Linked DNA regions of Homo sapiens: region 2 is linked to region 1. Evidence: chromatin loops called from intact Hi-C (ENCODE). Cell type or tissue: mammary epithelial cell. All regions are shown on one strand. Links, peaks and the distances in the headings refer to the core of each region. The heading gives the core; the rest is flanking DNA. Region 1 overlaps PTPN3 (protein tyrosine phosphatase non-receptor type 3). Region 2 overlaps TMEM245 (transmembrane protein 245).

Region 1 (15,534 bases), core at 4,394-12,393:
TTCCCCATGTCATTAACTATTATTTACACATATGATCTTTAATGGTTCAATAATCTAGTTTACTATAATTTGTATTAACTTTTATCTTACTTTTTCATTAGGCTGTTTTGAAATTTTTTTTACTCAAACTTCTAAGAAGAGAATTACTATACCAAATAATATTTTTAATGGTTTTTTTTGTCTTTTTTTTTTTTTTTTTTTGAGATGGAGCTTCACTCTTTCACCCAGGCTGGAGTGAAGTGGTGCGATCTCGGCTCACTGTAACCTCCATCCCCTGGGGTTCAAGCGATTCTCCTGCCTCAGCCTCCTGAGTAGCTGGGATTATAGGTATCCATCACCACACCTGCTTAATTTTTGTATTTTTAGTAGAGACAGGGTTTCATCATGTTGGCCAGGCTGGTCTTGAACTCCTGACCTCAGGTGATCCACACACCTCGGCCTCTGAAAGTGCTAGGATTTTTGAGTTTCGATACATATAACCAAGTTGCCCTACAGGGATGTATGATAAATTCACCAAATTGTGGCCAACATCCTTAATAAAGATGTGTTTGCAGTTTGAATAGGGAGGGTAAAAAGGATTTTTCCCTCTATGTTTTTGCAAATTGTATTGTTTTGTAAACTGGCTTCTGTTAGTCTGTTTTTTCTCTTACTAAATAAATAAATTACACAGAACTCCCCAGAAGATAATTAACATAGAGAGTTTGGGTCATAATAATGGTGCTGTATCTTATACATTTGCCAAATGTCTAGAATTTCCAAACACTCCAAGAGCTCAGCTACTCACCACCTTTACAGTTTCAGTTCATAACCATCAGGCAGCTGAACAACTTCTTAAATAACTGCAGTCTCTAATAAACTCTGTGAGTTCATTTTAGGAATAAACTAATGATTTATTAGAGGTTTTGGGTTGACTCTGGCAGAAGGCGGGCACCTAAGTTAAATTTACCTAAACGGCATTTTAGTTCTAACTGATTAAGTGAATATAATCAACAATTAAGTGAATATACAATTAAGTGAACATAGTAAAGCTAACCTGGTGGGAAAAAGAGATTTTTTTTCAAACAATGAAAGTGTAAATAAAATCAACTTGAGGTGGTCTAGCAGAAAAGCACAGCTACAGAAAAAGGCTTTAATTACCATAAGACTTTAAATGTATCTCAGCAGTAATGATCTGTTGATAAATTTGTAAAGTACTAAGATTAATCCTACTAAGATAAATCATATATTAAAAAGTGTTATGGCAGTGTTTACATTTTTTTTTTTTTTTTTGAGACACGTTGCCCAGGCTGGGCTGCAGTGGTGCGATCTCAGCTCACTGCAACCTCTGCCTCCAAGGCTCAAGTGGTTCTCATGCCTCAGCCTCCTGAGTAGTTGGGACTACAGGCATGTGCCACCACATCCGGCTAATTTTTGTATTTTTATTTATACAATTTTATACAAATTTATAACTTGTAAATTTATACAAATTATACAATGAATAATTTATACAATGATGATCATATAGTAGCAACACACACAGTGTATATAATGTGTAAAGACACAATCTTGTGTGTGTATACATGTGTATATGATATATCTGCAATGAGCACTGGAACAAGTATGGAAGGATACATAAAAAATTGTTGTTTGTAAATTATAACAAAGAGGAAGAAACTGGCCGGGTGTGGCAGCTCACGCCTGTAATCCCAGCACTTTGGGAGGCTGAGGCGGGCAGATCACGAGGTCAGGAGATTGAGACCATCCAGGCTAACATGGTGAAACCCCGTCTCTACTAAAAATACAAAAAAATTAGCTGGGCGTGGCAGCAGGCGCCTGTAGTCCCAGCTACTCGGGAGGCTGAGGCAGGAGAATGGCGTGAACCAGGGAGGCAGAGCTTGCAGTGAGCCGAGATCGCGCCACTGCACTCCAGGCTGGGCAACAGAGCGAGACTCCATCTCAATTTAAAAAAAAAAAAAAAAGTGGAGGGAAGAAACTGAAGGGGATAGGAGTCAGGAGACTATTTTACTTTGGTTATTTCTGAATTATCTGAATTATGTCAATGAGAATTGTTATTTTTAAATTCAAATGACTAAAGTGAGAAAAAGAAATACAACAAAAGAAATCTATTTATAAAATTAAAAAGCACAAAATTTTTACAAAAAGCTAGGTGGACAAATCAAAGTTAAGGTTGTTTTGGCCTTTGGAAAGTTTGACAACACACTCATATTTATGTCTGCAAAGGCTAACACTGAATAGGACTGAAGCAACTTAGTAGAAACAGAATTTAAACATTTAGTTTCCTAAGTGTTGAGAGTTGGTTTTCGGCTGGGCACAGTGGCTCATGCCTGTAATCCCAGCACTTTGGGAGGCTGAGGTGGGCGGATAGCTTAAGCTCAGGAGTTTGAGACCAGGCTGTGTAACATGGTGAAACCCCATCTCTACTAAAAATATAAAAATTAGCCAAGTGTGGTGGCACATGTCTGTAGTCACAGCTACTTGGGAGGCTGAGGTGGGAGGATTGCTTGAGCCTGGGAGGTGGAGGTTGCAGTGAGCCAATATTGTGCCACTGCACTCCATCCTGGGAGACAGAGGAAGACCCTGTCTGTGTGTGTCTGTCTGTGTGTGTGTCTCTCTCTCTCTATATATATGTATATATTTTTTTTCAAGTTCCTATTTTTTTTTTTTTTTTTTTTGAGACAGAATCTTACTCTGTTACCTAGGCTGGAATGCAATGGTGTGATCTCGGCTCACTGCAACCTCCACCTCCTGGGTTAAAGTGATTCTCCTGCCTCAGCCTCCCGTGTAGCTGGAATCTGTATACAGGCGTGCGCCACCATGCCCAGCTAATTTTAGTATTTTTAGTACAGACTGGTTTTCACCATGTTGCCTAAGCTGGTCTTGAACTTCTGCACTCAAGCAAGCCACCCGTCTTGGCCTCCCAAGGTGCTGGGATTACAGCCGTGAGCCACTGCGCCTGGCCTCAAGTTCCTAAAATTTATCGACTCTTCTCCAGGCCCTGTGGGCTGCTTGGCAGTCTGGTTATGAAACACTGCTCTGAGAAGGCGGAGGGACAGAGTGGAAAGTGAGTGTAGGAATCACAGGTATGTCTTTCTGGAAGGGTCAGGGATGGAACGGAATGAGTTAAGGCTTTGTGATATTGGCCAGAGTATGAGACATGGCTTTTAAGAGAACCTTCACTTTTTTTTCATTTTCCAATTCATCGGAAAAACAACAATTTGCTTTGGTTATTCCTGGGCTGAAGGAGTGTGAGGGAGACAACAGCTCCTGGCTGCAGGTCCCTTAGATTCTGTCCTAGAATGGGAGTCACCAGGAGGCTGAGAGGCAGGGTCACAGGGATACAAAATGACAAAACCACTGAATTTTATGAAAAATTATTAATTTTTATGTCCTAAAATGCTTTGTTCTCATTCTATCAGAGTATAGTTATAAGAAGCTCTGAAGCTAACGGTAAATTATAAAAAGTTCGGCTAAGAGGGGTTGCTAAGGAACAACTGTATTGAAATTACAGTATCAGTATCACCAGCTCTGGCCTCCAAAGACAAAAAATTTGAATGGTGGGAGCAGATGCTCTCCAATGTGGTAGGGGTGCAATGGATGGTTTTTTGGCTTAAATATTTCTTCTTAGAACAAGTCACCTACTATAATATTAGAGAAGGCATCAGGTGACTCTAATCTCCTCACTCAACCAAAGGTGTGCAGCCTACTCACATCCCTCAGGTGAGAGCTTCACACCCCCAACTGGCTCTAACCAGCGGATGCTGGCAAGGCCCAGCAAGTGGAAGCAAGCACTCCGTCAACTCTATGAACAGAAAAAGGGGAATTCCTGAAGGCTGAGAACCCAAGAAGGGGGAAGAAAAAGGGAAAAGGACAGGAAAAAAAAGGGGGACCGGGAATCAAGGAAACCATGGGTAAGGAGACAGCAAAGGCCAGAAGCAGATTGCCTTTCATGCCCTCCACAAAAACCCAGAGTCGACTCCAAGGAACCAAGTTTCAAAATGGCTGTTTGCTGTATCAGCCACTACGGCATTATCTTTATGGGGACAGGAATCTCATTTGTTCACTACCACAAACCCCAGACCAGCATTGTGCCTGGCACATAGTAGGTGCTCAATAAAAATTTGTAGAGTCAAGGAATAATGGGATCTGCTGCTTTCAAAAATGAGTGCCAACCATGTGAATAAAGCATGCCCAAGAGAATTTCAAAGCAATTTCAGCTTTCTTAGACATAGTGCCCTATAACTAAGCTGAGGGTAACCCATTTTTCCCAAAGAGCCCACCCCAAGAGGTTGTTTTAGTACCACTTGGTAGACAAATTAACAGTTCACTACTCACGGGTAGCTCACCCACACTAGGACATCGCTTTTCCTTTGTATCTGACCCAGCCAGAGGGCAAGAGAAACCATCTAGCGGGGTCTTGGAGCCTCTACCTACCTTCCCAGAAAGGTTTGCTGAATTGAAATCGTTGCTAGTAATTTTGGGACCTTCCATAGTGCCCCTTTCCAGGCACAGTCCCAGATGCAGATTCTACTGCTGGCAAACCTAACAAGTATTCTTGCAGGGGCCCTTTCAGACAGACACACAACAATAAGTTATGGCAGCACTTCCTTTAGGTGGGTCGCTGGCACTTGAAATGTAAAGGCTGCACACACGGTCATTCCAAAGCCCCCAGTTTGCTCCGTGTATCCCAGATACACATTATACTGATGATGTTTTCTTTCCTTAAAAAACAAACAAACAAACAAAAACAACAAACTATTTGGAAAACCGTTTTTAAAAATGCAATCTTTTGGGCCGGGCATGGTGGCTGATGCCTGTAATCCCAGCACTTTGTGGGGCCAAGGTGGGCAGATCCCTTGAGGCCAGGACTTCTAGACTAACTTGGCCAACATGGTGAAACCCCATCTCTACTTAAAATACAAAAATTAGCTGGGCATGGTGGCGCATGCCTGTAATCCTAGCTACTGAGGAAGCCAAGGCACGAGAATCACTTGAATCACTTGAACGTGGGAGGCAGAGGCTGCAGTGAGCCAAGATCACACACTGCTGCACTCCTGCCTGGGCCACAGAATGAGACTCGGTCTAAAGGGTTCTAATCTTGAAGATACAATTGCTCTCATTAATTTCTACAGGTGTCAATTTAAACCTCTTATAAAGTTTTCAGCTACCTCTGCCCTTCCAAATGCACCTTTTATAATTATCACAGGAGCCAGTGAGTCACTTGTTTTGACATTAATGGCTATCTTCTATAATGGGCAATGTAGGAGTAAGTAAAGTAAAAACAGGGGCCAGAAGAACAAAGATGGTTTCTGGTTTTGGTGAAGATGGTGGATGCTGAAGTGGAGGGGCCGGGTATCTGAGTTTGACATGACCTTTGGTGGTCTTTTGTAGCCACTGCTGTAATCCATCAACTGGGGGATGCAGGCATTCTCTTGTGGTGTTCCTCATTTTCGAGCTCTTAACTAACAGTGGGCAAGGAGGTAGGGAAGCTGTGAGTCACCTGGTCACTGGATGAAAATGGACACTGGGATCCTTTGTTGCTGGGAAGCTGGTTCTCAAATAAAGGACAGGTTAGCATCATCACTTAGCTTTTATCCAGGAAAGTCTATACCAAATGCAGATCCTGTCCTTTGCTTAAATGGACACTTCAACTCAGGGAACATGTAGATTAATCTCCAAGTTTTTCTTAGGAACAAACAAAAACAAGAGCTTCCTGGAAGTGGTAATTTTGGGGTCAGTGTGAACCCCAATTCTGCTCCTTTACATAAGAGAAAGAGGAACACCCTACCTTGGCTACACAAAGAGTATTTAGGCAGTTTGGGGCCAATCAAAAATACCACCAAACTGCTCCCATTGATGTAGGTCATACAGTGTGGCTACCAAAGGGAATGGCTAATGTTGGAGGATAGAGTGAGGGCTGGGTACACTCAGCAATGGCGAGTTGCCGACAATAAGTTAAAATTTTATTTATTTTTTTGAGACAAGGTCTTGCTCTGTTGCAGCCCAGGCTGGAGTACGGTGGTATGACCATGGCTCACTGAAGCCTCAACCTCCGAGGCTAGAGCAATCGTCCCGCCTCAGCCTCCCAAAGTGTTGGTATTACAAGCATGAGCAACTATGCCTAGCCTAGATATTTAACATATATTCTAATTGTGGCTCTATCTCTGACTAGTTGTGTGCCACTGGGCAAGTCCCTCAGCCTCTCTGATTTTCGTTTTCTCCATCTGTAAAAGGGTGATCCTCATCATGCTGGCCATATCGATTTCACAGTACTGTTGTGAGAGTTAACAGAGACAACATATGTGCACCACACTTGCTAGGTTCCAAAGTGCTCTAGAAATGCTAATTATTAAGTGTGATTTTATGACAGCTGGGACCAAATGCTTTCTGGAACACACTTGTGATTGTTTACTGAAAGCCACAGGAGGGACTTTTTTTTCATAAAGGGAATTCCCTTTATGAAAAAAAAAAAAATGCTCCAAAGCAAGCACTGATAGAAACCAGCTCTCGCAGAAGGGAATTAAGGCTACCCCAGGGCAGGTCTTTCGTGCCATGGAGTGGGTGGTGTGGACACCTGCAGTGGGCCCTGCTGGGGAATAGCCCCTTCCTCTTCCTACTCCTGTCCAGTGTACACCCCCATCAGCCAGGACGCCCACCTGCCAACCACACTGGAGAAGGTAGAGAACTGGAACACCAGGACTAGACGACCCAGAGCTCCAAACCCAGCACAACACAGTTACCTTTTTTTTTTTTTTTTTTTAGCTGTTATCCTGGCTGGAATGCATTGGAGCCAACACGGCTCACTGCAGCCTCAACTTCCCAGGCTCAAGTGATCCTCTCACCTCAATCTCCCGAGTAGCTGGGACCACAGGTGTGTGCCACCATGGCTGGCTAATTTTTTTATGTTTAGTAGAGATGAGGTCTTGTTATGTTGCCCAGGTTGGTCTCAAACTCCTGGCCTCAAGTGATCCCCCTGTTTTGGCCTCCCAAAGTACTGGGATTAGAGGCATGAGCCCTCATGTCCGGCCTGTGACCACCTCTTAGGCAGACATTGGGCATGTTCTACAGACTCTTGGAGCCTCCCTTTATTTATAAATAATAACAGCTATTACTTTTTATGGCACTTTGACCACATACCAGACAACACATTAAGTATTTATCTCATCTAACTCTTAAATGAACTCACAAGATACCCAATTTATATATGGGCAAACAGAGGCCACAGAGGTTAGGGGACGTGCCTAAGGCCACACAGGAAGTGAGGGTAGAGCCAGGATTTAAAATCTGTCTGGCTCCGTGTAGGGAGACAGCCTCTCAGATATTTTCTAGCTCAGATGTTCTATTATTCTAATAACAACTCTCATACATCAACAGCATTTTGTAGTTTTCAAAGGTTATTTCAGAGTGGCTAAGAACCACCCCTTGAGTTGGCCAGCCTGGGTTCCAATCAGCCTTTGACATTTACTGTGAGACCTGGAAGAGGTCACTTAACCTGTCCAAGACTGTGTTCCCTCATGCCTACAACTGGGATAATGACAGCATCTATATAGGGCTCTTGTGAGAATTACCTAAGGTGATATCCTTTAAAGCCTGTGGCACATAGTAAGTGCTCATGAAAGCTTTCCTTTCCTACTAGTTTCTCATTTTATCTGGTTTCCTTTTCTATGCCTCTCCTCTGGCTGCTCTGTAAAACACCATTCTCGCACCTGTAACAGTGGTTTTCACATGATGGTCTGTTTAGCCTAGGGCTCCCTGGGGGCCAGTGAAGGAAGACTGAAGAGGCTGGGCTTTGAGGACCCTACTGGTTCCATCACAGGTCACAGAGCAGACCTGCTTTCATCTGTTCTGTATTTTGGAATTCTGCAAATGATTTTATTAAAAAGAAGGGTTTCCTACTTAAATATCCTACTTGAGGAACTGTATAGACAAAAATGAAGGAAACGTGTACATGCTAAAACGCAACCCTAAAATGTATACGTTCTCCTTTTCTTATGCTATCATCCCACCATACCCTCCAAAGACAAAGCCTCGGATGCACAGCAGTGGTTCCGGTTGGGTCTTCACCTCCTCTCCTCTGGAACAGCGTGTGCATCAAAACAGGTGCTGATCTTGTTAAAAGTATCAGTATCTAGGTCCCATCCTGGTGCTGCCAATCCAGTAGCTGTGGGCGGGGCCTTGATTTAATAAACTCCCCAGGTGATCTCCATACAAGTGGTCGGAGGGTCACCCTCTGAGAAACACAGGTAGGGGACAGGGTGGGTATTTATCTCTAATGTCTTTGAAAACTTTTTAAAAAGTTGAACACTTTTCAAGGGAAATCACCTGTGGGATTCCCATATGTAAAACACACCTCAAATTGGAGCCACCTGCGTGAAGGAGGTTTCATGAACACCGAAAACACCAGCCTTTGGCTTTTCCTCAGTGAGAGCCCACAGCGCCTCCTTGTGGACTATCTGATAAACTGGAACCAGTTCTCGCAGGGCTGAAGGACGGTGGTCACCTAGAGGCATTGCCCAGGATCTGCACTGCGCTGTCCACCCAGGTAGGCCTGTCTCTTTATGCTACGTGATACCCCATGAGCTTTGTCTGCATTTGGGCTGAGATTTTCCTGGAATATGCTCCCCCCACACACTTAATCCTAATCACCCCTTTATTAATCCCACACATCTCACTCCAGGGATCTCCTGGAGTCCCCTCACCTCCAGTTGCTGCAGAACATATATTCTGTATAATAACATCTTACCCTGTCTTGGTCTTCAGCTGTTTCTGGGACACATGATGTACCTCCTAAAATACACTAAAATTAGACTGTAAACTCCTTGGGGCCAGAAACTCCCCTCTCCTTCCCTCATCAGGTTCCTGATCCAGGGGAAATACCCAAGACACACTCGCTAAATCAACAAACAAACGACTTCTCACTGCCTTTCCTGTCCTCTCTAATACCAAAAAACCGGTATGCACTGTGACTGGCTCTTAAGTTCTTCCTTGTTTCGATTTTGGAGTGTGTGAAAATATGAATGAGTTTTACTGCTCAAAATGTGAACTTTTTTGAAAGGCAAGGCCAGAGAAGATAACCTCTACATTTCCTTTTTTTTTTATTTTTATTTTTTGTGAGATGGAGTCTTGCTCTGTCACCTAGGCTGATCTTGTCTCACCGCAACCTCCGCCTCCTGGGTTCAAGTGATTCCCCTGCCTCAGCCTCCCAAGTAGCTAGGATTACAGGTGCCTGCCACCCCGCCTGGCTGATTTTTGTATTTTTAATAGAGACAGGGTTTCACCATGTTGGCCAGGCTGGTCTTGAACTCCTGACCTCAGGTGATCCACTCGCCTCAGCCTCCTTAAGTGCTGGGATTATAGGTGTGAGCCACTGCACCCAGCCTACATTTTCTTCTTTTTAACCAAAAGTGTGAACAGCCTCCTGTAGGCCACTGAAAAAAAGGGCTATTTCCCTTTGTAGAATACTCAGTAATATATCTATTAGTTCTATTCAAGTAATTATAGTTACTACCCTTTTATCCAGACTTCATTTGCATAAGTACATAATTTTTGTTTTATATTGTGTCAAGATGATTAATTAAAAATTTTAAATGGCTGGGTGCAGTGGCTCATGCCTGTAATCCTAGCACTTTGGGGGGCTGAGGCAGGTGGCTTGCTTCAGCCCAGGAGTTTGAGACCAGCCTGGGCAACATGGCAAAACTGCATCTCTACAAAAGAATAATAAAAAACAAATTAGCCAGGAGTGGTGGTGCATGCCTGTAGTCCCAGCTACTCAGGAGGCTGAGGTGGGAGGATCACTTGAGCTTGAGAGGTAGAGGCTGAAGTGAGCCAAGATGGCACCACTGCACTCCAACCTGGGTGACAGACGCCCTGTCTCTAAATAAATAAATATATTAATTAATTAATTCCCTGTTGATTGTTTTGGCGGGGAAGTCAGTCACCTTTACTTTTTGGCTTGTGGATTTTTGCTTTCTACTGCTGTTCAATGCACATTGCTTTAATGTGTTTTCACATGCATCATAAAATCAATCTTTCACTCAAAGCTCTCTGCTTTGCATTCCTTCATTTTAAACATTCCTATTACTCATGCCTTCCTCAATTACTCTGCAGTCACACACATTTCACAAATGTCCGAGTTTTGCTTCTTTTTCCTTTATGTGGTTTTCTAATAAATAATGCATTGTTGATTTCTGTTCTTGAGTCCCATGTGACTCTCTTCCTGAATTTATGAACCCAGACTGTTGTTATTTCTAATGATGATCTATTTTCTTTTGTTGACCTATTTTATGCTTTTTGGTGTTATTTCTTTTATTACAGGAATTACTCTGTTTTCTTCTACTTTTAAATAAATTTGGGAGATGGGCTGGGTGTGGTGGCTCACACCTGTAATTTCAGCGTTTTGGAAGACCGAGGCGGGAGGACGGCGTGGGACCAGGAGTTCATGACTGGCCTGGGCAACACAGTGAGACCCTGTCTCTATTTTAAACAACGACAACAACATATTTAAAAAATAAAAATAAGAAAATAAATTTGGAAGATGAACACATTCTATTTTAATTCTGTTAGTGATCAGTAAAACTGGCTTAAAAGCTGAGTTTCCTTTGGTTCCCTTTTGTTTTATAAAAAATGTCTGTGTGTACCTTTGTCAACAGCCTGAATCCTATGAATCACAGGTTCCCCTGGGGAAGATGGGGGTTTGAGTTTGGTTTCTTACTTGTGTTTATAGGGTTCTGGGCAACTTGGGAGGGCGAGACACTATGCCCTCATGGGATAACACTAATTGCTCCAAATTCCAGCACATGGCTGGGGGTGGTCAGAGAGCTGGTTCCTTCACCCACAGCCACCTCTCCACTGCCTTCCACTGCTGGGAGTTTTGAGCTTTTGTGTTGGCAGTTAAATACACTCAGAGTCCCTCCTCCTCAGTTTCTGGCATGTTTCTCCATGACTACCAAATGTTACTAGAATAAGAGGGTGAGACAGAGTTCAGCGAGGGTGGCCACCCTGATCCCTGCTTGCTGCTCCGAGCCTGAGAAGGGGGCTGCCTGCTGTGCCCTGTTATCCACGACAAGCACAGGCCTCGCCCTGTCAGTCCTCAGAGACTCAGTTGACTGCTTTTGGTTTGTGAAACACACAATCATCTCGACCAAGGAAACAAGGGCTTGTGTCTCTGCCTCATTTCCTCCACTGCTCAGAGGCAGGGGCAGCCCAATAGGCGACATGGCAGTGGGATTCAGCCTCCAGAGGGTCTTACCTCAAACTGGATCAGCACCGTCCCGCTTTCGAGGCCCTTCTTTAGCTGTGCCATGGATCCCTCCAAAGTGTCCCCACCCTCCGGACACATGGGGAAAATGGCTTCGGGGAAAAGCTGGTTCAGTTCATCTTCAGACTTGAAGTCAGCAAATGAGCGGACAGCTGTAACGTACAAGACAGTGCATCTGACTTGTGTAGCAATACTCAGGTTTATCCGTCTCCCTCAAACAAATCACACCTATGACACCTGAATGCAGATGGTTCAAAACATCTTATTAAATGATTAAGCTACATGGTAATCATTTTCACCAAAGATACTACTTCTAGGTGAATGATTCAATATGTGTTAATTACATAAAATGACATACTAATCTTCCTGGTTAGTTTTAAATAATGGTGTTTAACACTCAGAGGCTTTTGTCAAAGGTAAAGAAAAGAGAAAGAATGTTATTTAAAAAAGCATATTGTTTCTGCTTGCTCTTTCTGACCGGGTTATTCTTCTACCCATCCCGACTCCCCTTTCTTTCTCAGGTTTTTTCATTTACTTCCCTAAAATGGGCATTTCCTCAGGCATGAGGGTGAGGTCCCAAGCTTTTCCTGTGACACCATCATTCCTGAGAGCTCAATCCCTAACTCAGGGCCGTTTCTATGTGGGAGGCTCCCACGTAAATATCGTAGTCCTAGCATCTCTTCTGTGCTTCAGCCTTACCTCTTTAGTGCACGTTTTCCCTTCATGTTAAATTCAATACAGGTGAAAGCAAAGCTAGGACCACCCCCCCACAACTCCCAACCTTGCACAGGTGGGGAACCGGAGAGATCTGGTAAGGCCTCACGGAGGAGGTGGGGTCAGAGCTGGTCCTGGTGGCTCTGGACTGAGAGTTGCAGTGGGAGCAGAGCCGAGGCAGGAGCACAGCAGTATGGAGTGTCAGCCAAACGTGTGAGGCAGGCAGAGACGCAGGGCTTTGCAGACACAACCTTCATTTACTTTCAGTATTTTACAGCTGTGCACGGTGTTCAAGGAACTTGACGTATTATTTTATAACAACAACTATAAAGACAACAGTGTGATGCTCAGTAGAGGCTGTCCTTCAAACCTCTGCTCCCATCAGGCAGCAATGCAGGTACTTTCCAGTCTAAGTGCCATTGATTGATTGAATGATTGAGATGGAGTCTCACTCTGTCACCCAGGCTGGAGTGTAGTGGCACAGTCTTAGCTCACTGCAACATCCACTTCCTGGGTTCAAGCGATTCTCCTGCCTCAGCCTCCTGAGTAGCTGGGACTATACCCACATGGCACCATGCCTGGCTATTGTATTTTTAGCAGAGATGAGGTTTTACCATGTTGGTCAAGCTGGTCTTGAACTCCTGACCTCAAGTGATACACCCACCTTGGCCTTCCAAAGTGCTGGGATTACAGGTGTGAGCCACTGTGCCTGGCCCCAAGTGCCATTTAATCTTCACAGCAACCCTGTGAAGTCGGGACCACTGCTGTCCTCCTCCACACCTGAGCCAGCTGAACCACAGACTGGTTATGTAACCCCTGCAAGGTCCCCCAGCCCGCAGAGGCAGAGTGAGGAATCACCCGAGACAGTCAGACCCTGCTCTCCTCACTGCCTCCCCGACAAAATCAAACACGCACGAATAAAATATCACCAGATCCTTTAAGAAGGGGCTGAAAATGCAAATGTCTGCAGAGTCATGCCACTTAGAGAGTGCGTGATGTGGGCTGCGCTGGGCCTGGGAGGAACTGGGAGCTGGGGGCTCATGTCCTGTATAAAGGGGCTGCAGGGGCGCTGTCTCCCCCCAGAAGACTGGCCACATGGGGACAGGCCTCCTGGGGGCAGATCTTCACATTTTTCAAGTGAGAAGCCAAACATTCGGTTATTACCTGAAGATTCTTGATTTTCAAATGTTGGCTACAAACTCAACATTTTCAAGAGCAGATAAAGGGCTGGAGCAGGCGCAGCTTGGCTAGGACAGCTTCCCTATGGCTCCTCCCCCCAGGTGGCCATTACCTCTCCTCCTGATCACCAGGGCCAGCTCCCGTGAGTGGGACTCCCGGCTGGCTTTGATGAACATCACCACTTGGTCATGCGTGTGTTCTGAGATGTCCCGGCCATTGATTAACACGATTTGATCCCCTTCGTTCAGCTTAGGAATGCAGGTGTCCGCCTGGGTGGTGGGGAAAAGCGAGTTTCTCCTGTTACCATAACACAGTCCTTGGGGGAAGAACGCTGACTCGCTCTGCTCCCAGACACCTGGGACCATGATCAAGTTTGCCTTCTCTCCCTCGGGTAGTACTGTCATTATTTGTATAATGCATCCACTGCTATGTGGACATGGTAGATGGTTGTAAGATATAAAGAAGTACTGCTCAGAATATAAGTTATGAAACATTTCAGAATAAGGATATAAAAATTGCTGAAGCCATTTCTCCGTGGTAGTCAACCTTCACTTATTATAATATAACTATACCATTTCCAGCCTTTTGTTTCCTAGATGTACTGTTAGGAAATGATTTGCCAGCTAGAGGTGAGTATTTATCTGTCTTGCAAAGGTGAAAGCTTTTGTAAGCTTCACAACAGAGGCAAAAACCATTATGGAGAGAAGCAATGAATTGAACAGCACAGGAAAGAAAGCCTTCTGAATTTACAGAAACTGTAAACAGTAACAAAAGTTAAATGACAAGAGCTTAAGGACTACCTCAGAGTAAAATCCCAACGTGGTTCACTGTAAGGAGGCACAGTGACTCCTACTGCTTTAAAAAAGCAGATGATTAAAAGGTAACTATGGAGCCAGGTGAGGTGGGACACACCTGTGGTCTCAGCGACTTGGGAGGCAGAGGCAGGAGGATCGCTTGAGCCTAGTTTGAGGCTGCAGTGATCATACCACTGCATTCCAGCCTGGGTGACAGAGCAAGAGCGAGACCCTGTCTCTTAAAAAAGAAAAATAGGTTAACTATGGAAAGTGATGAACATGTTAATTTGTTTGACTGCAGTACTATATGTATAACAAGACATCATGTTGTACACCTTGAGTATGCACAATAAAAAAATTAAACGAAAAAATTACTTGATATTATTTTAAAAACAATAAAATAAATTTATTTTATTTTTGAGACAGAGTCTCACTCTGTCGCTCAGGCTGGAGTACAGCGGCGTGATCTCAGCTCACTGCAACCTCTGCCTCCTGGGTTCAAGGAATTCTCCTGCCTCAGCCTCCTGAGTAGCTGGGATCACACCTGTGTGCCACCACACCCAGATAATTTTTGTATTTTTTGTAGAGATGGGTTTCACCCTGTTGGCCAGGCAGGTTGGTCTCAAACTCCTGGCCTCAAGTGATTCACCCTCCTCGGCCTCCCAAAGTGCTGGGATTACAGGTGTGAGCCACTATGCCTGGCCTAAAAACAATAAAATAAATTTGAAAGAAAAACAAAGCAAATGCTCTTCTTAGGAGGCCTACACAGATGACAAAAGGGGCACTGGTGGAAAGATGGTGAGAAGAGGCACAGGGCCCACGTGCCCACTTAGAGTGAGCAGAACAGCAGACTGCCTAAGTTTCCTTCTCTTGAAAAGGACTTCTCAAAATTGAATGCACACTAACCACTCAAGGCTCTTGTTAAAAATGCAGATTCCGGTTCAGCAGGCCTAAGCTGAGGCCAGAGATGCTGCATTTCTAATGAGGTCCCAGGTAACATGGGTGCTATGGCTTCAAAGACCACACTGAGCCGCAAGGTTATAGAAAACATGGTGATGTATATCTAAGCACATTCTTTGCTCTGGCAAAAAAAGAAACAGGACTCAGAAACAGAAACCTGTTAGAATTAGGGGGAAACAAACAAACACGAGGAATAACATGGAATGTATTTACTTACAGGTGACTCTGGGTTTATCCTTGATACCACAAGAGGCATCTTTTGATCCACTCCTCCCTGTAAACATTTTAAAATAAAAACAAAACAAAGTTTTTTAAGTTAAACAAACAAACAAACAAAAAAACGAGTAGCTCACAGCATCAACAACATGGAGGTACCAATAAATGTGAGTCTTTGGTACAGGGAGGCTTCAAACTTCACTATGACTGATTCGAATCACACGTCATTTCAGAAATATGGAACAAATTCCTGACCCCTCTGGATCCAGCGGGCTGACCAGGACTCTGTTCAGAAGCCTCCCTCTGCCATCCCCACAGTCCATGAACTAACAGATACACTCAGAGAGAAGCTCCTCCTTAAAAACGCAGATGCCCCCAGAGAGGGACTCCACAGCATGTCTTCGAGTGCTGCTAGAA
Region 2 (15,534 bases), core at 2,389-10,388, 300 kb before region 1:
GGTGTGACAGATATTTGGAAGAATGAGTCCAAAACCAAAATATCATTTCCTCTCCACTTTGGAAACATAATTCCATGTGCAAGAAAAATAAGTGTTCCTACTACACCAAATTCCTTTATCTTAGCTGACATTTCTAAAGTCAGTTCTTCAAGGAGAATTCACTCTAAATATTCCCTAACTCCAAATACCTCTGGCACTAATGGATCTCTCAGCACAGACTAAGGTGGCCTTTTACATTCTGGAACTCTGCAAGAGTACAGCATGACTCTACAGCTGGTATATCTACCAGCTGGATTCCTCAGGAGCCTGCAATTCCCAAAGCCAGGCCACACAGGACAACGAGTCCAAAACAACCAGAGGGGTCTGTTTGAGGGGTCAATATATTAACACATGAAGCATGCAAACTTTCAGAGAAAGAATGACAGAGAAATGGATGACTGCAAGATGGAAAATAAAAGTCTTCCCCAAAAAAAGGGTTGGGAAAAGGGAACAAAAGAAAGAAAAAACAACAGGAAGAGATAGGGCAAAATAAAATCATGGAGGAGAACTGACAGTTGTAGAAGAAAGAAATGGAAAATAAGAAATCAAGATAAGATATGCGTAAAGTGGAGGGAAATGTGGGAAAGGTAAATGGAGACGGAGAAAAGGAAAATAAGAAAAACAAAAGCAATGAATAACAGAAGAAAAATAAGAAAAGCCTTTTTTAAAAAGGAAAGAACAAAGAACCAAGGTAAGAAACTCAAGAAGTTACATAATTACATGTATTTAAAAAGTGATATATGAGAACAAAGATGAGAGGGAAAAGGGCATAAAAATAGGAACCAAAGAGAATAAATGAAGGATCAGCAGGAGTAAGTAGCATTTTGTGATGCTGGTGTCCTGAATTTTACTTTCTATGTACATTTCATTTTCCAGAATAACCTTGAATGTCACCAGAACATCAGTCACCTGCAGGCTGAGTGGAGGGCTGGTCTTCACTGCTTGATTCATACCCTGTGATAGAGATGGCCAAGTTTGCCAGAGTAGAAGCTGCCATGGAGATAACCTGCCCTGGTAACTCTGCCCCTGTAAAAGAAGCATCCATTTTCAAAACTCTTTAAAGTAGGAAATAATGGCTGCAAATTTAAACACAGTCCAACATTTTCAACAACAACAAAATAAAATGGTTACTACTGACCCACTGAATAAGTGGTTCTTCACCAAGGAAGAACCATTAAGAATTGACATGAAAGTGTGCTAAAAAAGCAAATCCCTTGACTCTCTGTATACCTTCCTCCTTTGGGAACTTAATGCTGGTGGATGTGGCAGACACTACACATGTAAACTTGGAGTCCCACACTTACATTTGTTAACAAGTTGATTTTAATGCATACTTCTATTGAAAAACACTACCACATCAAGTCTGTGAGCTCCCTGATCTGACTGTCTTAGGCTATGTTGTATGACTAGGTCTCATGTTAGTACGAGATAATCCACAATTGGTGGTCATAACAACATTCCACAAATGAGTATGCGAATATATGGCTATTATGCAAAACCATATAGATTTATAAATTACATAACTCAGTACAGGCAAAATCCACCACTTGAAAATCTAAAGGAACATCATGACGTTGTTTCACATTATATATTTCCATGTTAAATTCCTAATAGGTAGTACCAAGCTCAATCATTTGCACTAAATTCAAGTAAAACATTCACTGGCAAAGGAAGTCTGTCAACCTTTAACCTTCTATAGCAGACAAGGAAGAATAGCTCACATAGCATCGGGTTCTAGCACACTTTCTTGCACACTAGACTGGAGAGCTAAAAAAATTGTATTTCTTGGATTCCCCTGCAGCCGAGGTCTCACATGTGACACAGTTTCTACCAAGCAGGTACACCTGTGCAGGACTTGAGAGCCTGAAGTGGCACACTGTAATTTGAAAGCCAGAGCTCTTGTATCAAACACAGTCAGTCAGGAAGGCATATGGTTTTTCCGCAGCAACTTAGCAGAAGTTCTGATGTCTGATCTCTAACTTCACGGCGAGCAGCAGCAGCCGTGGCCCTCTGCCCAAACAGTCCTTCAGTGTCACTGAGCATTTCTCCTGATTGCACTGCTTCCACCTGTGTCAGATTCCAAGATTAATTGTCTGGTCTTTCCAGAAATTCCATGTGCAAAAATTGTAAATGCTAACCAATACCTCCTACTATTTATTTAAACTACCTGGGGTAGATTCTATTGTTCACAACTAAGAACACTAGCAATTCCTAGTCACCAAATCATACACCCACACTCATACAACTGAGACATTACTTTTGGTAGGCCAAGACTCCGTATGGCAACATAGGATTCTGTCACCCCAATGAAAAGAGCCATGATCCTTCAGAAAGCCGATGAATTTCAGCTCCAAGTTAATTAACTCCACATACCCAAATATCCAAAGCTAGCCCTCTCCCAGATAGCAGCAAGCCAGAGCCTGAGGTGGATCTTTGGTAGATTCAGACATCAGGATAAGAGTACTCACCTTGCTCAGTCATACTCTGTCCCTCCTCTAATAAATGCCCCTGTGACCTGAAAGAGTTCATTTTTAGATAGGGTATCGTATCTCTCAATATGAGAGAAATTCAAACTCATGGTCTGAGAGGAAAGCCTAAGTTAGATTTCTGGATTAGGACCTTACTCTCCTGGCCTGTGTATCCAAGGTCCTCCTGAAATGCCAATAAGACAGAAAGGGCTGACAGAGAAAAACAGTGTCTTTCATTTCTTACATGTACTGTGTGCTGGGGATAAAGACACAGACCCTGCCCCCAGGGAGTATAGTAAAGGTATGAATTAAATAACCACACAAATAAACGTGTGTATAGAAATTATGGTTGCTATAAAAAGAAATGCTGGGTATCTTGTGACATCCTAACAATATCTTGGGCAGAAGGAAAGCTGTGAGAAGAACCCGGCATATTAAAGACAGTGAAAGAAGGTCAGTGTGTCTGGAACACAGACAGCTAGTAAGAAACTGGTATCAAATAAACAAGGCTGGAGAGGTAAGCCAGATGATGCAGATCACAGAACACCACATGAAGGACTTTAGTGTTTATTCTAAGAGGAAGAAGAACGCACTGAAGAGTTTCAAACAGGATAGTAGTCTTCTTCTCACTGAAATTTTATTGAGATAAAAGTATACTCATATGCAGTTGCAAGAAATAATCCCAGTGTACCACAATTTGTCCAGTTTCCCCTGACACAAGATACAGAACAGCATCATCACTATAAGGATCTCTCGTGTTGACCTTTTATAACCACACTCAACTGCCTCTCACCCCTCTCACCACCCTGTAAATAAATAATCCATTTGAGATATAAGACCATTCTTGCTTGTCTGGAGAAAAAGAGACTAGAGGGGACCTATAACGTATGGAGAAAAGTTGTTGCAGTACTATAGGCAAGACATGATGCCAGTGTGGTCTACAGCCACAACAGGGGAAACAGGGAAAAGCGGCTGTGTTAAAGAGACGTAGAAGAGTCAAAGCGGACCACACTTGATGAGGAAGCAATGAAGGGAATCAAAGAGACGAAGGTATCCCGGTTTCCAGACTATGGTTAGGTAGAGAATATATAGCAGAGCTGGATGAAGATTCTTGGCATATTAGAGTTATTTTTAGACTTTCAGATAGAAGTTCCACAAACAGGCTGGGTGCAGTGGCTCATGCCTGTAATCCCAGCACTCTGGGAGGCCAAGGCAGACGGATTACCTGAGGCCAGGAGTTCGAGACCAGCATCGCCAACATGCCGAAACCCCGTCTCTACTAAAAACACAAAAATTAGCTGGGCATGGTGGCACACGCCTGTAATCCCAGCTACTCAAGAGGCTGAGGCAGGAGAATCGCTTGAACCCAGGAGGCAGAGGTTGCAGTGAGCCGAGATCGTATTATTGAGCTGAGATCATGCCAATAAGCCAAGATCACACCACTGCACTCTGCCTGGGTGACAGAGTGAGACTTTGTCTCAAAAATAAAAAGTTCCACAAACAAACTGACCTACACCAGAGATGGGGCAAGACTTAGCTTTGCAGCAGTACACCCAGGAGGGATCTCTTAGGCCCCACTCAAGAGCAAAGTTTGGGAACACCTAATGGCCTGGGACAGTACAGTAGAAAAAGGAAAAACAAAAACAAAGACCTTCAGGTCAAAAATTTTAAAAATTAAGAATTCTCTCTTACATAAGATTACAGACTAGTCAAGGGTCTTTAATTACTGAACTGGCCTCTTCAAAAGTAATTTAATTAAATGGTTACTCATCTTGAGACACTGTAAGAAAAGTAAGTCCCTTGATGGTTTTTGCAAAATAACAAGATCATTGGATAGCTCTTCAAATAATGGACTTTCAGTTCAGCTGCATTTTATCTTACATTTCTAAATGCCTACTAAGCATTCATTCACCAAATAGGCGACTAGGCTATATGCTGATATAAGAGACTAAGCCCCTGGTCTCAAATTCAGTCTGATACTTAAGAGCTAATGTAAAGTAAGTGTAAACTGTTAGGGAGCAGCGTGGAAATCAAATCCATGCAGGGAGGTCTGGGAAGGGTTTCCAAAGGAGCTGTCTGACAAGAATATTGAAAGATGCCATCCTTTAAATCCATTTTAACAAAAGTAAGCTAGATAAAGAAGACAGAACAGTTCTATCTTGGAGAGGAAGCTCCTGAGAGACTGGTGTCTTAGAGAGCAGGGGTAGAAAAGTGTTTCAGGAAGACAAAAAAACAAATATGAAGACACAAAGGCAAGAAAAAGCAGAGGTGCCCTCTTCAAAGAACTCTAGGAAGTTCAATAAGACCGGAAGATAGTGTGAATGAGAAGAGCAGAGTGGCGTAAGAATGCAGAGGGAGGTTGGGACCAGGGCATAGAAGGTCTCACATTTGCTATGAGGAAGCAGCACAATTCAGTGGCTGGAAGCACAGGTGAGGAAAGAAGACTCCCCAGGTTCAAATCCCAGGTCTATTCTTACTACTTAGATGGCTATAGGCAAGTTAGTTAACGTCGAGATGTCCCAGTCTCCTCATGTGTAAAAATGAGGCTTACATAAATTCGTATCTCATTTGAGAATGAAGTGAAATAATACATATAAAATGCTGGCTGGGCACAGTGGCTCACACCTGTAATCCCAGCACTTTGGGAGGCTAAGGCAGGTAGACCACCTGAGGCCAGGAGTTCCAGACCTGCCTGGCCAACATGGTGAAACCCCGTCTCTATTAAAAATACAAAAAAATTAGCCAGGTATGGTGGCGCATGCTTGTAATCCCAGCTACTTGGGAGGCTGAGGCAGAAGAATCACTTGAACCCGGGAGGCAGAGGCTTCAGTGAGCCAAGATGGCACCACTGCACTAGCCTGGGCGACAGAGAGAGATTCCGTCTTGAAAAATAAATAAATAAAGTTTAGAACAATGCTGGGTATGTAGGAAGTACTCAATAAATGTTAGCTATCATCATCATCAATATCAATCTGTTGGCTTCGACAGTATAAACTAGAAGCAGAAGCCACTAACCCTTCTGTAGTATTTCTTTGTACCTCTCCTCCCCTTTCTACTTTATAGTATAGCCATCTATCTTCCCTTAGTAGACATTTTTAGATCTCTCCACAGAGCTAAGCAAAATATCTTGTATCTGTAGAGTAGGCACTGAAAGATTCGAGAAAAAGCTAAACCCAATCAATTAAATCTTCAAAACTGTGGCTTAAGGAATAACTCTCCAACTTGCTAATGGCACTAAAATATGCAGTAAATATGCAGTAAAGCTTAGCTACATCAATGGAAACTGCACTATTTTTCTAGTTAATACACAAATGACTCAGCACATTTTTCGAGCACCTCAGACTTCACAAAAGCATGAAAGGAGTAGCACACAGAGAAAATAAACAAAGTATTTGAAAATTATGAATATAAGATTTGGCAAACTGCTTTTATCCAACAGATCTGTATTTTAATGACTTCTGTCTCAATGATACCCTTCAGCACCTCAAAAACCACAAGGAATTGGCCTGGAATCAGAGTCCAAAAAAAAAAACAAAAAACAACAGTCCAGGCAGGGAGATGATAAACTGAACAGAACAATGCCAGGACTGAGAATCTTGGCCAAGTTGTGGTATTAGAATGGTATTGTATTTAAAAGCCACAGCTAAAAATAGGCACATAAACAAGGGAACATAATCTTGGGACTCAAGGACTAAAGAAAAAAAAGGAAAGAACATCCAAGGTTTCAGGTATCAATCTACCCAGAGACAGGGCCAGCATTAAGCAGAAGCCAAATAACAGGGATCTACACAAATCCAAACAAGCATGCTACTGACATTAGCAGCCTAGCACCAGGGGGCAGAAACTCAGAGTCCGGCACACAAGAAAGAGACCACAGGTCAGACAGTGTCTGTTAATACAACAACTCAACGATGAGCAGACTAACTTTTTTAATAAGCATGGGTAAATATACTTTAAATCCAGTCTAAATAAGGAGATACTTCTTGATCCACTCCATTCTTTTTCACAGGGATAGCAGCAGTTACCAGAAATACATCCAAACATGCTTATTGGAAGCAGGCACCGCATACCAAATAACACCTCCCCAGCCTGCAAAGTTCCCTTTGAAGAAGGCTTCTGTTTCCATTACTAATGTGGAAAATACAACTCCCTCTCAATGGCTTCTAGTATCACGTCACAAGGGCCTGGAGATGGACCAGTAGACTTTTCTCTAGGCCTGTTTAACTTGCAGTATCAGAAGTGGGGACTGGGAGGGGAGCAGTAAAACATTTGGTTTGCTCCCTTTTTCCAATTTGGGCTTGACTGAACCAAACTTGTTCACTCATATCTCATGCTATCCCAAAACAAGTAAGGCAACTATCAGGATTCATCTCTGCAAAGACATTTCTAGTCATTTACAAACAATTACCAATGCCAGGAGGAACAGCACTCAGCTGTACTTGCTGGTACTTCTCAGGCTGGGTATCCAGGCTATTATAGATATATCTGATGATTGTTTCACTAACTTTTGAAGAAATTTCTTATACTCAGAGAAAATGGCTCTCTGAGCCTAAGTTTCTTCATTTGTAAAATAAGCATAACACCAATCTCACTAGACTGCTTAAAAAAAACTAAGAGTATTTTTAAAGAGTCTAACACAGCCTTACTTATAGGAGATAACAATGCTAGTGTACCTCTTTCCTCAGACGCCAAGGGAACATACTGAACGTGGATTCCAGGTGCTATGGTTTGAGTGTTTGTGCTCCAAAACTTATGTTAAATTTAATTGCCGTTACCACAGTATTAACAGGTGGGACCTTTAAGAGGTGATTAGGCCATCAGGGCTCAGCCCTCATGGGTAGGATTAATGTCATTATAAAAGGGTGAGTTCAGCCCCAGCCATCTCTTGCTCGCCCTTGTACCACGTGATGATACAGCAAGAAGATCCTCACCAGATGCCAGCACCTTGACATTGGCCTTCTCAGCCTCCAGAACTGTGAGCCAATAAATTTCTGTTCATTGTAAGTTTCCAAGTCTGTGTTACTCTGTCACAGCAGGACAAAACAGACTAAGCCATAAGGTTTCTACTAAGTAAGGTTTCTGGGATCTAGGAGGCAAGGAAGCTAGGTCATGTAGTTGTGTTAAGTCAACAGGACCAATATGGAAAACTGAAGGAGCTGACAACTACAACTGATGCAAGAAGGATGAGTACTCAATACTTTTTCAGGATGACTGACACTTACTCAAAGAGCCTGGGGAGGGGAAAGAACGCTGGGCTTAGGGTCAAGAACCTATGTTTATTTATTTATTATCATTATTATTACTTTTAAGACAGGGTCTCACCTCTGTAGCCCAGGCTGGAGTACAGTGGCATGATTACTACTCACTGCAGCCTTGACCTCCTGGGCTCAAACAATCCTCCATCTTCAACCCTCCCAGTAGCTGGGACTATAGATGCACACTACCACACCCAGCTAATTTTTATTTTATTTTATTTTTATGTATTTATTTATTTTCTGTAGAGACAGGGTCTCACTATCTTGACCAGGCAAGGTTAGTCTTGAACTCCTGGGCTCAAGCAATCCTCCCGCCTTGGCCTCATAAAATGCTGGAATTATAGCATGAGCCATTATGCCTGGCCAAGGACCTAAGTTTAAATCTTAGCTCCACTAGTCACCTGTGTGACTGCAGGCTAGTCAGTTAATCTCTAGAAGTATCTTCATCTGTAAATGAAGATACCATCTATCTTACAAAGATTTATTTGTTTGAGTTCTGTTTTGTTTGCTTGTGGATTTAAAAAGATAGCACATTTAAAAGCACTTGAAAGTTCTTGGCTCATGACAGGCACTTAAATATTTTTCCCTTATTATCTTAAGCTTTTGGGAAATACTATGTTAGAACTTCTCAGGTCTAAGAGAAAACCACTGAGTAAGACCCTTGGGTTCAGAAGCAACCACTGAAACTAACTCAGCAATGATCCACAAGAAGAGTTTTCTGAGGCGGAGGTGGGAGCACTGCTTGAGCCCAGGAGTTAAGCTGCAGTGAGCTATGGTCACACCACCACTGCACTCCAGCCTGGGCAACAGAGCGAGTCTTAGTCTCTAAAAACAAAATAAAATAAGAATAATAAATAAATAGAAGAGTACTCTGGGTCTAGGAACCAAACTCAGGCTTTGAATTCTGATGAAATCCAGGACTAATTCTGTGAGTCTAGTGAACCACAGCACAAAACCTTCAAAGCTCAGAAGACATAGAGAAAGATACCCACACAAGTGACTGGAAAACAAGAGCAAGTGATACAACGGGACACTGGAAATGACAAGGAAAGAGCCGATGCACACACTGTTGTGGCAGTATACTAAAGCATTCCTGTACCTACCTATATTACAGTGACATCTACAGCAGGAAACTGACTGTAAGTACAAGAGAAGGGCTGTCCCATTACACACCAGATGGTTTGAGTTCTGATTCTTAAAAAGAAACGATGTTCTTAGGGGCAAGAAGAAAAAAATACTCAGAAATTTAGGAAAAAGAAACACTTAAAAGATTTATTTTATGATGAGGATTATTTAGACTAGAAGTCCAGAAAGGGATTCTAGATCAATAATCACCTATCTTGACACAGGTTGAAATGAAAGTTAAACAAAATAAATAAAACCAAGATTTCCAAATCTGTACTCAACATTTATTCTGTGTGTCTGTGATTTCCTTCCTTGTCATAGCCTGTAATACAAATAACAGCAATCTGGCTTGCATATCAGCACATCACTACTCTAAGTTTATGGCTAGTATTCATAATCGACCATGGTCTTCTTTTTCCCCTTGCTCAAAAATTGGTCTTAGAAGTCTTATTACCCTTACAGTTTTCTAGGCTGCTGTCATGAGATGACTAGAATTTACACCGTAGAGAAAACCCAACCACAACCTTTGGTTTAGACTTGCATTACTTATATTCTTATAACAATTACTTACTTGGCCCTGGACAAAAGCAGTCAAAAGGGGAAACCATTCTGGCATAAGAGGTAAAGGGTAAGCAGAACTGTCTGAGTCACTTGCCATTAGGTGAAAGAAAACAAAGGAGATAAAACTAACCAGAAAAACAAGTCGAAACTGCCAAGCTTTCTACAGCAGTTGCCAAAACAGGAAATTTACTTCCACTAGTCAGATATATAACCACAGAGTCTAACAGATTATAACCAGGAAGACAGGCTGAACAAAGAAAACTTAGACACCAAAATATAAAATAAAATAAAATAAAATCTTCCCTATTTTCCACTGTCAGAGAGATATATAGTTATGGTTACTTTGTTTCAGGAATTTTAAAATTCTAAATATATATTTACAAATAAAAATATGGCTTACAATTGTTAGATATTACTCATTTATCAAATAAAATAATAAAAAGCAAATTAATTTTTAAAAACTTTTACAAGGTACCTGTACAAATACACCAGAGTACCACAAACAGCCTCATGATGAGAATAAAATGAAGATGTTAAAAATAATGCTCTATAAGTGTATTCATTGACACAGAAAGTTCCTCATGACATAATTAAGTTTAAAATGTGGGTTACAAAACAGAATGTTCACTGTGATCTAGTTTTTTTGTGTTTTTAAAAGCCTAAAGGCAAAACAACTATTAGTTAACATTTTGGTATAATCTGTAGACAGTGAGATTTTGAGTGATTTTTAGTTTCTTCCTTTTGTTTCTCTGTATTTCCTAACTTTACTGCAACACACATATTATCTGAGAAATTAATTCTTTTTAAAACATACTGCAGCTAGTAATCTGCTCTTGGAGTTTATTATCGCCATCAGAAAGAAGCAAGGAGTAAAGTATTGGTCAACTGTAGAAGCTTTGTGTTCAGATTTACCTCTCCAGTCACAGCTGCTTCCACACGGCTGGGTAACCAGAAGTCTGATCTGATGATTTGAGGACCACTACTATATCCTGACAACCTCCCCACTTACAACTCATTAGAGACCTCTACCTTTAACAAACTATTTGCAGATATAGGTCACTCACAGCCAGGGTACCTCAAAATAATCTTTAAAAGCACATGGTCTATTCAACTTTGTACTAGAAATTCCAACCAGAGCAATCAGGCAAGAAAAATAAATTACAGGCATGCAAATTAGAAAGGAAGAAGTCAAACTATCCCTATTGCAGATGACTGAACTTACATATGCAGAATCCTAAAGAATATACCAAAGAAACTACTGAAGCTAATAAATTCAGCAAAGCTGCAGGACACAAGATCAACAAGCAAAAAATCTGTTGTATTTCTACCCAGCAGCAATAAACCATCCAAAAGGAAAATTAAGAAAACAATTCCACATGATAGTATCAAAAAGAATAAGGAATAAATTAAAGGTCTAAGACATATACAAAGAAAACTACAAAACACTGCTGACTCCCATGTTTGTTGCAGCACTGTTCACAATAGCCAAAATTTGGAAGAAACCTAAATGTCCATCAACAGATAAATGGAAAAAGAACATGTGGTACTTATACACAATGGAGTACTATTCCGCCAAAAAAAAAGAATGAGATCCTGTCATTTGCAATAACATGGATGGAACTGCAGGCCATATAAGCTAAGTGAGACAAACTAGGCACAGAAAGACAAACACCTCATGTTCTCACTTATTTGTGGGATCTAAAAATCAAAACAATTGAACTCAGAGATAGAGAGCAGAAGGATGGTTACCAGAGGCTGGGAAGGATAGTGAGAGGGTACGGGGAAGCTGGAAGTGGTTATTAATAGGTACCAAAAAGTTTAAAAAAATGGACAGGGCGTGGTGGCTCATGCCTGTAATCTCAGCACTTTGGGAGGCCAAGGCAGGCGGACCACCAGAGATCAGGAGTTCGAGACCAGCCTGGCCAACATGGTGAAACCCCATCTCTACAACAATACAAATATTAGCCAGGCATGATGGCGGGTGCCTGGAATCCCAGCTACTCGGGAGGCTGGGGCAGAAGAATCACTTGAACCCAGGAGGTGGAGGCTGCAGTGAGCTGAGATCATGCCACTGCACTCCAGCCCGGCCAACAGAACGAGACTCCATCTCAAAAACAGAAAAAAAAAATTAAAAAGAGTAAGACCTAGTATTTGATAGCATAACAGGGTGACTATAGTCAATAATTTAACTGTATATTTTAAAATAACTAAGAGTATAATTGGATTATTTATAACAAAGGATAAATACTTGAGGGGATGGATACCCCATTTTACTTGATGTGATTATTACACATTACATGCCTGTGTCAAAACATTCCATGTACCCCATAAATATATACACCTACTATGTAGCCACAAAAATTAAAATTTAAAATTAAAAAAAACACTAAAAAATTAAAGAGTAACGAAATAAATGGAAATGCATCCCACGCTCATAAATTGTAAGGTTTTTGTGGTTTTGTCTTTTTATATTGTAAAGATGGCAATGCTCCCCCCCGCCCACAAGTGATCTCTAGATTGAATGCAATCCCTATCAAAATCCCAAAAGGCTTTTTTGTAAAAACAGGAAAGCTGATCATAAATATGGAAATGCAAGGGACCCCAAAATAGTCAAAACAATTTTGAAAAGGAAGAACAAAGTTGGAGAACTCACACTTCTCAATTTCAAAACTACAGTAATCAAAAGAATGTGTTAACTGACATTAAGGAGAGACATATAGATCAGTGAAACACAACAGAAAGGGCAGAAATAAACCCATATATATATGGTCAACTGATTTCTGACAAGGGTGCCAAGGCCATCTTCAACAGTGCTGGGAGAACTGAATATACACAGGCAAAAGAATGAGGTTGGATCCTTACCTCACATCATTTACAAAAATTATTTCAAAACGGATCAATGACCTAAATATAAGAGATAAAAATATAAAATTCTTAAAAGGAAACTTAAGGGTAAGTATTTACGACCTTGGATTTGGCAATTGTTTGTCAGATGACATCAAAAACACAAGCAATAAAAGAAAAAGTAGATAAACTGGACTTCATCAAAAAAATTTCTTTGCATCAAAAGAGACTATCAAGAGAGTAAAAATACAACCCACCAATGGAATATTTAAAAATCATATATTTGATAAGGGTCTAGTATCTAGAATATGTAAAGAATTCCTAAAACGCAACAACAAAAAGGCAAACAATTTAATTTTTTTTAAAGGGGAAAGAATTTGAATAGACATTTCTCCAAAGAAGAGAAACAAATGGCCAAAAAGCAAATGAAAAGATGCTCAACATCATTAGTCATTACGGAAATGCAAATGAAAACCATAATGAGATACCACTTCACACCCACTGGACTGGCCATTATCAAAAAGTGGAAAATAATAGGTGTTGGCAAGGATGCAAAGAAATTAGAATCCTCATACACTGCTGGTAGAAATCTGAATGGTACATCTGCTGTGGAAAACAGTTTGGCAGTTCCTTAAAAAATTAAACACAGAATTACCATACGACCCAGTAATTCTACTCATAGGTAAACAAAGAACTGAAAACGTGTATTCAAATAAATACTTGCACACAAGTTCATAGCAGCACTATTCACAATAGACAAATGGTAGAAATAACCCAAATATCCATCAACTGATGAGTAAATAAACAAAATGTGGTGTGCTCTTACCATGGAATATTATTCAGCCATAAAAAGGAATGAAGTACTGATATATGTACAGGGTTTCTTTCTGAGGTAATGAAAATGTCTTGGAACTAGATACAGGTCATGGATGCACAACATTGTGACATATTGTATGCCTGTTTTTTTTTTTGAGACGGAGTCTCGCTCTGTTGCCAGGCTGGAGTGCAGTGGTGCGATCTCGGCTCTCACTGCAACCTCCACCTCCTGGGTTCAAGCAATTCTTCTGCCTCAGCCTCCCGAGTAGCAGGGACTACAGGCACATGCCAACCATGCCCAGCTAATTTTTGTATTTTTAGTAGAGACGGGGTTTCACCATATTGGCCAGGCTGGTCTCGAACTCCTGACCTCGTGATCCGCTTGCCTCAGCCTCCCAAAGTGCTGGGATTACAGACGTGAGCCACTGCGCACGGCCTGTAGGCCATTTTTACGTGATTACTGCACCTGTAGCCCTCGCTACTTGGGAGGATAAGGTTGGAAAACCCCTGAGCCCAGGAGTTCAAGGTTACAGTGAGCTATGATTGTGCCACTGCACTCCAGCCTGGAAACAGAGCAAGACCTTGTCACTAAAAAATAAAATAAAAATATTTTATTTTATAAAAATAAAATATTTTAATAAAATTAAAATACAATGGCTTATGGTTAACTTTAAGTTATACATGCCTCAATAAAATAATACCAAAACAAATCATGGTCTAACAACCTAAAATATTTTAAACAATTTATTTTCCACTCAGAAACCATCATAGGTTTTTAAATAGATTCAAAGCTGTTTCATCATAGCATTTTTTAAAAAGCTACTCTCCAAAATACTTCAAAGAGTAGTATTAATAGAATGCCCTATTTCTTACCAGAAGACTCTTTTCCATTCTGTTTTTCATAGAGGGTACCCACAGACATCAGGAAAACAATAACCAGGAATACTGGAATTCTCCATGAGCCAGCCAGGGATGCTGCAAATTATTAAGAATTAACATTTTTAGTGAAATAAAAACCTAGTACTTGTTTTTACAAAACTCAGTTTTGTAGTTTGACAGAACAATCTGGTATATATATTAGTTACAGAATTACTTATCAGGCAAAAAAAAAAAAATTTAAGTCCATTAGATAAACTTCAAGATTTCTCAAAATTAAGTTCATCCCTGCTCTCAGAGGCCCCTGGTCAAATGGATAGGGTACATGCCTGCCTACCTTTAATGGGGTTCTATTAAAGAGAGTCTATTGTAACGTATACCAAAGGTCTAAAACCATCCCGAACTCAAACCATCTACTTCACCCCAGAATGACCAGAATTAGGCATAGATCTCAAAGCCATAAAGTCTGCCTTGGTTTCTTGAAAATACCACCGGGCGTGAACTTTCTCTCCCAAGAAAGAGAATGGCCCAAAAGAGCACAGCAAAACCATCAATGTCTCCTCCTCAGTGTATAATGCAAAAATGTTTACAAGTTGGCTGGGCGCAGTGGCTCACACCTGTAATCCCAGCACTTTGGGGGGCTGAGGCAGGTGGCTAATTTGAGGTCAGGAGTTCGAGACCAGCCTGGCCAGCATGGTGAAATCCCATCTCCACTAAAAATAAAAATAAAAAAAAAAAATTAGCCAGGCGTGGTGGTACATGCCTGTAATCCCAGCTACTTGGGGGGCTGAGACAGGAGAATTGCTTGAACCCAGGAGGTGGAGGCTGCAGTGAGCCAAGATCACACCACTGCACTCCAGCCTGGGCGATGGAGTGAGACTCTGTCTCAAAAAAAAAAAAAAAAAAAGTTCACAAGTCACCAAGAAACAGGTCCCTACCCATAACCATTTCCCTGAGTCCACCTAGAACCTCATAAAACATCCCTGCCTGCCTGCCTCCCTCCTCTGCCTTCCCTGAGTTCAAAATGAGTCATATCTGACATACGGGTTCTTGCAGATAAATTCCTCTATCATTCCAACTCAACAAAGCTAGAGAATAATGCTTTGTTTGACATCAAACGAAGACAGAGACATAGCTGTTTTTTATTTTATTTTTAACAATAAGTAGTAGCTCTAGAAACTACTTTAAGGCTATCTGCTGCTCTGGGTTACTGAATTGTGTTGTTAAATTAGAACTTAGTGTTTCCATTGGCTCAAACTTGGGAGATGAAAGTCTCAACCATAAGTACCACGCTGAAAAATCAACATCTGAGCAGCCACCCAGCTAACATAACAGGGAACCCATTACTCTGAGCAGCTCTGACATGAATCATCCTTATGTGGAAAAGAGATTTGTCTCTCTGAAGCTAACTCACAACTCTGACATCTCTCCCTCATGGTTACAGAGATCTGTTTAAAGCACTCTTTCACAGGACAGTCCTTCAAATATTAGAAATAGGCTTTCATGTCTTATATCCTCCTTACCTCTATCTCCTTCCCACCCTAGAGCCC

Evidence for each region. Hi-C counts contacts between places; a loop is a spot of excess contacts. Peaks named below come from ENCODE experiments on the same cell type or tissue, not always from the same donor. Only the 100,000 strongest peaks of a DNase experiment are listed, where the experiment ranks them.
Region 2: it touches region 1 in a loop (2.5-fold over the local background); 2 of 110 quality-filtered maps call a loop at or near these places.

The regions. Positions count from the first base shown.
Region 1 is chr9:109,393,203-109,408,736 of GRCh38, forward strand. It overlaps PTPN3 (protein tyrosine phosphatase non-receptor type 3), which reads right to left. Exons shown (of 26, transcript NM_002829.4): 17 at 15,119-15,175; 18 at 13,260-13,416; 19 at 11,246-11,406. Among named protein-coding and RNA genes, the nearest start is that of EPB41L4B, 80 kb to the left of the region's middle. In mammary epithelial cell, for the core only: a CTCF peak has its summit at 8,442 (motif pointing left); a DNase peak (open chromatin) is centred at 8,429.
Region 2 is chr9:109,092,527-109,108,060 of GRCh38, forward strand. It overlaps TMEM245 (transmembrane protein 245), which reads right to left. Exons shown (of 18, transcript NM_032012.4): 3 at 13,982-14,083; 4 at 949-1,065. Among named protein-coding and RNA genes, the nearest start is that of TMEM245, 20 kb to the right of the region's middle. In mammary epithelial cell, for the core only: a CTCF peak has its summit at 6,347 (motif pointing right); DNase peaks (open chromatin) are centred at 6,185 and 9,535; H3K27ac peaks cover 2,800 bases.